Linked DNA regions of Mus musculus: region 1 is linked to region 2. A link is a contact called in ENCODE Hi-C data. All regions are on one chromosome and are shown on one strand. The core of a region is the stretch at or near the end of the contact, and the rest is flanking DNA. Distances in the headings are between cores, read along the strand shown.

Region 1 (4,120 bases), core at 261-2,760, 700 kb after region 2:
ACATGAGCAAACCTCACCACAGCTGCAAGAAAAAGTCTCAAACAATAGACAAATAACCACACACACATCTTTTGTTGAGTTTGAAATGTGCCAAGTTGGCGGTAGGGGGAGAGGTTCGTGATATTCGAGGGAACATATTGTCCCTGTTACAACCAGCCCACGTTCACCCGGGCTGCCAATTATTCCCCAGCCGCCATTTTCTTCCTGTAGATTGATCTCCTGCTCCAGGCTGTTTCACACCCGTGACTCGGAAGCCTCCCTTGTGGCATGTTGGCTAATTAAGAGCAAAATCCATCTCTTGATGAAATAATGCTGCCACTGAAAAGGAATTCTACTTTTTTTTTTTAATTCCTAATCAGACTGGAAGGAGCAGTATTCTAACACTTGTATTAAGCATAGGAAAAAGGTCTATAGCTAGCAATTAGCGATGATGAAAAGGACAGCGATTTAAAGCATGTTGCGGTGACATTTTTATCAAATTAAATGAGTTTGCTAGACCACCGACTGCATATGCTTATTGTCATTTACTGTTTGGACAGAAACACATCAGCCACTGGGTATCAGGAGGTGCGGGATTTAATAAGTCGTTTTGACACTGGTGCGAAACGAACCGATCAGGAGTCTGAGGAATGAGTTCACACTCTGAACAGACAGGCAGACATTCTAAGCATGCGAGGTGATACCAATCAACAGGAAGAAATGGTGGGCGCGGGGTAGCAGCAGGCAGCGATGGAGGCAGCGGCAGAGGTGCGCACAGGAGCACCGCACTGCCTGCGCAGGAGACACGAGACCCCACACACACCCACGGAGTCTTGAGTGAGCTCCACGGAGCATACGAAGGGGCAAGCACTTCAGTCACGGTTTGAACAGCATCCGTTCTAGGCAGTAGAGGCTTGCATTTATAATTTAAAAACCTAGTTTCCTCAGAACAATTACAGGAAGACAGATGATCAGTCTGCACATCTGGGTGTGGTTTGCCCCTGCACGTTTGAACACACCATCAAGTTCTAAAGAAATAACAACAAAAATCCTCCCCCTGCTGAGAAAACCAAAACTCTCTTTTCCCGGTCTACCTAGCAACTTGCTTGCTGCCTAACTATCGTAAGGAGAGCTAGGAATACTTAGTTTAAATTTATCGTGGCATGGTATGTTGCTTCCAAAGGTCTTGCTTGAAATATGAGATTCTAGCATGCCATTTTGATACTCCCAGAAGCTATTTCTGTCCCGGGAGAGAGCTGATACCAATGTCTTAACCGTGTACCTGGCATCCGAGTTAAAACATGCAAGAGAGTCGATTACCAATTACAGCTTAAGACACACAGGTGTAATTGAGAGCCTAACAAAGGTGGCTGGTAATTAGCTTCTGGCTTCAGAAGTTGCTAATGCCATCTAGTGGAAAAGGTAAATTTGGCCATTTGCACATCAAAAGCAGCCTTATCCCAGACCCTGTGGCCTTGTGCTTCAAGTCTAATCTCAAATCTAAAAAAAAAAAAAAACCCTCAGAGCTTCCATAAAACAAGAGCAAGTTCCAGAAAATAAGACTTGCCCAGCATCCCCTGGAATGAGCCAGCTCCCCTGCAGTGTCCACTGTGGTCGGCCTCTCAGCTTTCTTCCCCATTAGCAACCAGACTTCAGAGCCGGTGGCAGGAAAGTTAATGTTAATTATGAGTTTTACAAGGCTGGTAGTTCTTTTTAAATAAATTCTGAAGTTTTTATTTATTTATGTTTATTTTGGGTTTTTTTTTTTTTTGGTTTTGTTTTTCTGTTTTCTGTTTTTTATCTAGAACTTAGTTCAAAGAAAGTGTGAATTGCAGGCTTAAGCCTAGAAGTTGCTCAAGTTCCAGCCAGCTCTCCATTCCTGCACGGATTTCTACAGAGAGCTTCTGAGTAAAGCAAGCATTTGGGGACTGTGGACCTCCTCAAACGACTCCCATGCGGCTTGAGCCATGGATGAGACTGTGCCTTGGGAATCAAAGGTACTTTGAGTACCGTGAAAACAAACAGTGGCTCGTATTTCATTGTGTATATGGAGCTGGGCAAATGTCCACACATCTTTTCCTCCACATGACTGTCCCAGGGACTCTTCCTGAGAGCATGGTTTGGGAGAAACCACTAGACAGAGAATCAGAAAACCCCAAGTTTCACAAACAAGCGTGAAACTCATCTACCCCTTCGTCCCCAGCTTCCCAGTCAGACAACAAACAAGTCAAAGCTCTTGCTGGGCTGTGGTGGCACCTTTGATCCCAGCACTGAAGAGGCAGGGCTTGCTCCACACAGTGAGTTACAGGATAGCCAGAGCTACACAATGATCCTATCTCAAAATAAGCAAAACAGACACAGCCCTTTTGGAACTGAGGAACCACAAGCTCAAAGTCTGACTGTCTCAAAAATAAGTTAGGTCAAACTAAGTTTTAAAACGTTTTATTCTTTAAAACTCACTTGTTTGGAATTTCAAGTCTAAACTTCAGATCTTCTGTCTCAGGATAGCAACTGGATTTAAAAGAATGACTTTATTATAGCTATTTCCTGTAAACAGTTGTTTAAAATATATTTTTGTTTTAAACTGGCACATAATTTTAGGTGTTCGTGGAGTACAGTGTGGCCACCCAGTGTTTGTGTGCGATGTGTGGTGATCTTATCAGAGTGGCTGCAGTCCACTACCTCAGAGAGTTCTCCTTCATGCAACATTAAAGTCCTCTCCACTAAGAATTTTGAAATAAAAGTAATTATTTTTACTGAAAGTTACTTGATTATGAGTTTTGTAGTAAACACCATTGTTTAACCCATCCTTGGCTTTAAAATATCAACTTGTTAAAAAGAGGAAAAAACTACAACTTACATGAACTCTACTTCAATCCTTAAAGATAAAGCTGTGTTTCTAATGCTTGAAGACTGAGGTAGGAGGATTGTGAATTGGAAGTGAGCCTGAGCCTCAAAGTGAGAGCTTATCTCAAAAAAAGAAAAAGGACTTTAAAATATAATGCGCATCCTACTTAGATATTATTGTAGTGATTAAGATATGTTTTATTATAATGTTTATGAAATAAAATATTTTTTCAGTCAAGAAATACATAGCCATACCACAAGCAAAACCTTTTCCAGAATAGAAGAGAGAGGGCTGGAGAGATGGTTCAGTCTGTGTTGCGAGCTTTTGACGGCTCTTCCAGATCCAGGCTTAGGTTCCTAGCATCCACTTTCAGCAGCTCACAACTGACTCTATGTAACTCCAGCTCCAGGGGAACCTACACCCTCTCCTGATCTCTGTCAGGAACCAGCACGAATGTGGCATACATACATAGAGACATGTACATCTAACTAAAAGCGGGCCTAAAGATGAGGCATTGGTGGTGCATGTCTTAAATCCTAGCACTGGGAAGGCAGAGGCAAGCACATCTCTCTGAGCTCAAAACCAACCAGGCCAACATAGTGTGTTCCTGGCTATACAGAGCTACATAGAAAGACCCAATCTCAAAAGAAGAAAAAGAACAGGAAGGAGGAAGAGGAAAACAAGCAAGGAAGAGAGGAGAGAGGGAGAGAGAGAGAGAGAGAGAGAGAGAGAGAGAGAGAGAGAGAGAGAGAGAGGAAAATAACAGAACGTATAGTCATTTTGGTATCTGAACAGGGAAAACTACTCATTTAATACAATGGCCTACACCTCTCAACCTTATCCCCCTATATAGTATTTTCACAGTCTGTGCCATATGATACTTAAAGTTATGTATATTGATTTTAATAATGGTACTCGCTTTTCTGGAAATAAAAAATACAATGTATTATTGTCTGAAATTGCTTAAATATACAAATGCATAAAGAAAATTAAAATTCCCCAGAAGCTCACCACACAGCTACTCTAATTTACTATGTTATTTCTTTAACGTTCTTTTTCTATGCATAATTTAACACAGTTAAGATTGTACTACATATTCTGATTTTAAGTACAATTAACCCAAGAAGAGTCATTCACGAGTCCTAGTTGGAAGATGTTATAAAGAGGATCTTAATCACAGATCGTATGTGCCACTGGCATTTTATTCATTTTTCATAATTACCAAAAAAAAACCCATACACTCAGGTCATTCAAAATGAGCTCTGAGAAGCATAAAATTATTACTCAAGTTCT
Region 2 (4,205 bases), core at 1,701-4,200:
ACGCACTGTGAATTGTACCTCTAATCTAGAGTGCTCTGACTTTCCGGTTGCAAGGGCTTGGGAAATGGGGGAAGCATCGCGCCTCACTCCTTAACTCCTGCCCATTATACCTACCCATAAATGGCATCTTTATCTCTCTTTAAAGCGTCATTGACCGAGGAACCCATGCTGGGGGCCATGGCGTTGGTGTGAGCTGTGTGCGGGTACTGATGCGAGTGCAGAGGAGGCCCGTGGTTCAGGTGGTGGACCGGTTGCATGGACCTGGCTGCATGCGGGTCCCCATACATCGTGGAGGGGATGCCTACTCCATCCATACCCCCATAATGGGGTAGGTCGTCGTACTGCATGACAAACAGGAGAGAAAAAAAGGGTCAGAGGCCAGGCGGGTAACCGGGAACGTTAGGGCACCGAGCTTAGATCAGTACAACAGGATCCTTCAACCCGAATTCCCTGGCCTTACATCTCTAAAGTTGAGCGTTCTGTTGTAAAAATTAATTTTAACAGTAAGAGCTCCAGAATTCTCAGTGAGAGTCATCTGAGATGAAGGTTCCTGTCCTAACTTGTGTCCATATAGACCAATTCAGAAATCCAAAATCTTTTGGCAAGGAAGGGAGGGAGGAAGGAAAAGGAAAGGCAGAGAGGCATTCTCCCGGAGGCGGAAGGTAAAACATGCATGTTTCTGGAGGTGGAAACCGAAAATCACAACAATAAAACGTGCCGGAACAGTGTAGCAGACCCGCCTTGCTTCACACAGCCTTCACTTGGGGGGTGGGGTATTTTTTAAAAGTTATGATGGGAATAGTTGTGCCAAGCAGTGAATTCTGAAAGGCTTCTTATTTTACTTCCCTGCCAGCATGGAATTGGGCAGTCCTGTAAGACACTATGTTTGCCTTGCTTTTCCAAACTGCTAAATTATACAAAAACGAACTGCCCCCCATATATGTTATCCCGCAGTGTGCACAAGGCAGCTTGTGTTGCCTTTTACAGCTGAACATACACATGGACAACGCTGTTTCCAAGCTTAAAGAAAGCTATAAAGGAAGCAACTAATACTCTACTTTGTTTTGTTTTTTTTTAACCTTCACAAACTTTCTCCCTAGAGTTGAAGTCAAGGAAGCAATTGCTATGTGTTAGTTTCTAAGCAGATTCAAAAGCAAAATACACATGCAAATCTCTGGTGTGTGTGTGGGGGGGGGGCTGCTTTCAAATTGATTGCCATTACTGTCTGTGATAAATTCAGCTATTTGGATTTTTCTGATTGTTTTATTTCAAGCAAGTTACTTTTCTAAGATTTGGAAATCTTGAGAGGGAAATGATTTCCAAAGAGAGGGGAATTGCCACTTTCAACCTCTTAAAGCCAGAGGTGGGAAGAGTTTGGAAGAAGGCTGACATTTGTCTGAACCAAGAGAATAAAGAAAAATGTGTCCTCTAGTAACTTTCTTTTCCAAAAGGGGCTTTGAGGGCCAAGACACAAATTATGCAAGGCAGCCTTTTTGTAGACCCCTTTCTTTTAAGAAGCCACCTCTGCGGGGGCATCATTGTCTCAGTTTACTTTCAAGGCATTTTCATTCAAATAGGAATATTGGGGAAATTAGTATTGCATTTTAAAAGTGAGAGCTCTGTATTTAGTATCTAACTAGTACAGAACTTAGCTAAGGAAAAAATCTACAAACTTATTATCTTGCATAAAATCCCATGCAAATTAAAATTACTTTTATAAAAGGAATGTTTTTCCAACCAAAAATTCACTGCACCAGGACATTACTTAGCGGAAAATGCTCCCCATTTCTACTGATACTGAAGATGAATATAATCGATAATGAGGCAAAAGTTCTCAGCTGTTCATTTTCATTAAACATAGCTTTAAACTTTTGGTCCCTAAATGCTTAAATTACAGCACTGGATATGAAGCATCTTCCCCCTTGTCTTTTTTATCTTTTAAAACAGGTGATTCCTTGAGCTTGTATTTTTATTTATATAGCTGTTGGCTAGGAATCTATAGACAACTTGATCACTTGAATTAACCACAAGAAACATGCATAAGGCTGCAAACGCATTAAGTAAAACTGTCGATTTAGGCCGCGGCTTTAGGATCCTCATTCAAAAAGAGAGAAAGAAAAGAGGAAACTTAGTAGCAGTGTCTTTCAGCCACGTTTCAATTTAATCTCACATTTGACTTCCACAATTGCTTTTAATACGTACCCTTTGCGCCATCGGCCTCTCTGGCTCCCTTCCTACTTCAACTTCTAATATATCCTCTTTAAGGCCAGTGTGAAAAGAAACAAATATGCAAACTCCCCCGGAAAAAAAAATAAAGCACAACAATAACAAAAAAAAATCCCTTTGCGTCTCCAGCAGTGTGAATTACTGGTCCCAGATCTTCGGTCTACCGGACCTGAAGCAAGGCGCCCGCGTCGCTGAGCATAAAAGCGCTCTGGTTCCACCAAGACAGCAGTGGGAGGGGAAAAAAAAAGCAGATCTTCTCTCCCCCCCAAAAAAATCAGTTTAAAAAAAAAGAAAGAAAAGAAAAGAAAAAGAAAAAAAAAAAAGAGCGCCCCTCAGACCCAACTACCAAATCTCATGGCTTTCTGCCACTCCAGCTGTCAATCACAGGCGAGGTTGTCAACGTGGTGAATGAATGATCGTCCGTTCTGTCTTCTTCTGGTCAGAACACCTCAAATGTTAATATTCAAATGCACAAAGCCCTAGCGCCCGCTTTCCTTGAATCAGTCCTAATTCCTAATCAGTTTCTCTCTTCTCTCGCTCTCTTTCTCTTTCTCTCTCCCTCTTTGCAACTGCTGCACTGAAGGGAGATTAGAGAGGAGGGTTAAAAAAATGTCTGTCTGAGTTTGTCTTAAAGGAGCCACGATCGATGCTGCCCGCTTGCAGTCGCCGTGCGTGTGTAAAGTGTGTGTTGCACAGGCGGAGAGGTGGATTCCGACCAGAATGCTAGAACCCGGAAGTAGTGGTGGCCATAACAGGTCGCGTCTTACACAATGCATTGGGCTGCAGCAAGTAGGCTCCTCGGCAGGGGTGGGTGCGCGAAGCGAGCTCTGGCCGCACTGGAGAGGCAGAAAGACACTCCACAAATTCGCACGCCCAGGCACTAACACCACACACCCAGGGCACATGCACACAAATACAGGCTGCAGCTCCCAACCCGCCGGCTTTACGTCCCCTTCCAGCCTCTCTTCCCAAAGCGGACGCTTGAAATAAATCGGGAATAAACGTAGGGCAGGCAGATGCCGGAGTTAATTCGCTCAGGGCTCCGCTCATGAAAGACTTCAAGACTTTCCTCGAAATTATTGGGGTCTGCCAGTATTTTTCGGGGTGGGGGTGATGCCAAAAGTACTGGATTCTCTGCTAGACTCCCGGAGGAGAAAAGTCAAAGCCAGAGCAAGAAGAGGAGCTGGAACTGGACTGGAAAAGGTTCCGCTCGAGAGTCCTGAGAACGTGGGGTAGCGGTCGCCCGGGCGTTCTGCAGACTCAGCTTAGAGGTTTTCTTTTCTTTTCTTTTTTTTCTTTTGGTTTGGGTTTTTTCTTTCTTTCTTTATTTTTTTTTCTCCCCCCGCTGTCAGAAGTGGACGTAGGGCCGGAGGAAAGGAAATGCTTGCATTTTGTCACTTTGAGTCCGGACGTCCCCACCTCCTCTCTTGCAGCCCTCAGCCCCAGCCGCCGCGCGAAGTGAGGGAGGAAGGGAGGGAACAATGAGCCGAGCGCCGGGAATGTGCCCCCAGCGCTTGTTTACAAACACCGAGCTATTTATGACCGCTGGAGAACGAAACTCAACGCGGGCACCAAGCAGCCAGACCTTGCGGGCGGCCGGGGCCTGGGAGCCCCGGGACCCGAGGCTCTTTCTCGATTGCGCTACCGGCAAGTTTAGCCGTGCGCCCGGGGCGCGGCGAAGCTGCAGAGCTCCGCTGCGCTGCGGCTGGGGCTGCCTTTGTCTGGGCGACGCCGAGGGGCTCCAGCCTCGGCCTTGCTCGGGCCTGGAGACGCTGCGCTCCCTCCCACCCCCCACCCCCAGCTCTTTCAGCGGCGACGCCCGGAGCCGGCCTCCCAGACCTCCATCTCTCAATTTGTCTATCTCCGAACCCAGCCCCGTGAAAGCTCCCAGTTCCAGAGAAAAAGAAATCCACTTCGGAAGCTGAGATTTCAGACAAAAGCTGACCCTGCCCACAACTTAAAGTCTCCAACCAGCCAGT

The links. A loop is a pair of places that touch in the nucleus more often than their neighbours do.
Region 1: a map of gastrocnemius shows a loop between it and region 2 (4-fold over the local background). The contact joins the enhancer-like site here to the promoter of Meis1 in region 2. A Hi-C loop is called at or near these places in 2 of 37 maps with a recorded cell type or tissue (gastrocnemius and left cerebral cortex).

The regions. Positions count from the first base shown.
Region 1 is chr11:19,713,108-19,717,227 of GRCm38, forward strand. No RefSeq gene overlaps it. Among named protein-coding and RNA genes, the nearest start is that of Gm39602, 28 kb to the right of the region's middle. Within about 2 kb of position 1,511, at least 1 of the 3 ENCODE cell types and tissues checked has a DNase peak (open chromatin) inside an H3K27ac peak, as active enhancers do; it is gastrocnemius, where a contact is called at or near this core.
Region 2 is chr11:19,016,019-19,020,223 of GRCm38, forward strand. It overlaps Meis1 (Meis homeobox 1), which reads right to left and starts at 2,951. Exons shown (of 12, transcript NM_010789.3): 1 at 2,203-2,951; 2 at 115-341. The coding sequence starts at 2,214. It overlaps Gm16141 (a long non-coding RNA gene), which reads left to right. Exons shown (of 3, transcript XR_381070.4): 3 at 1-2,312.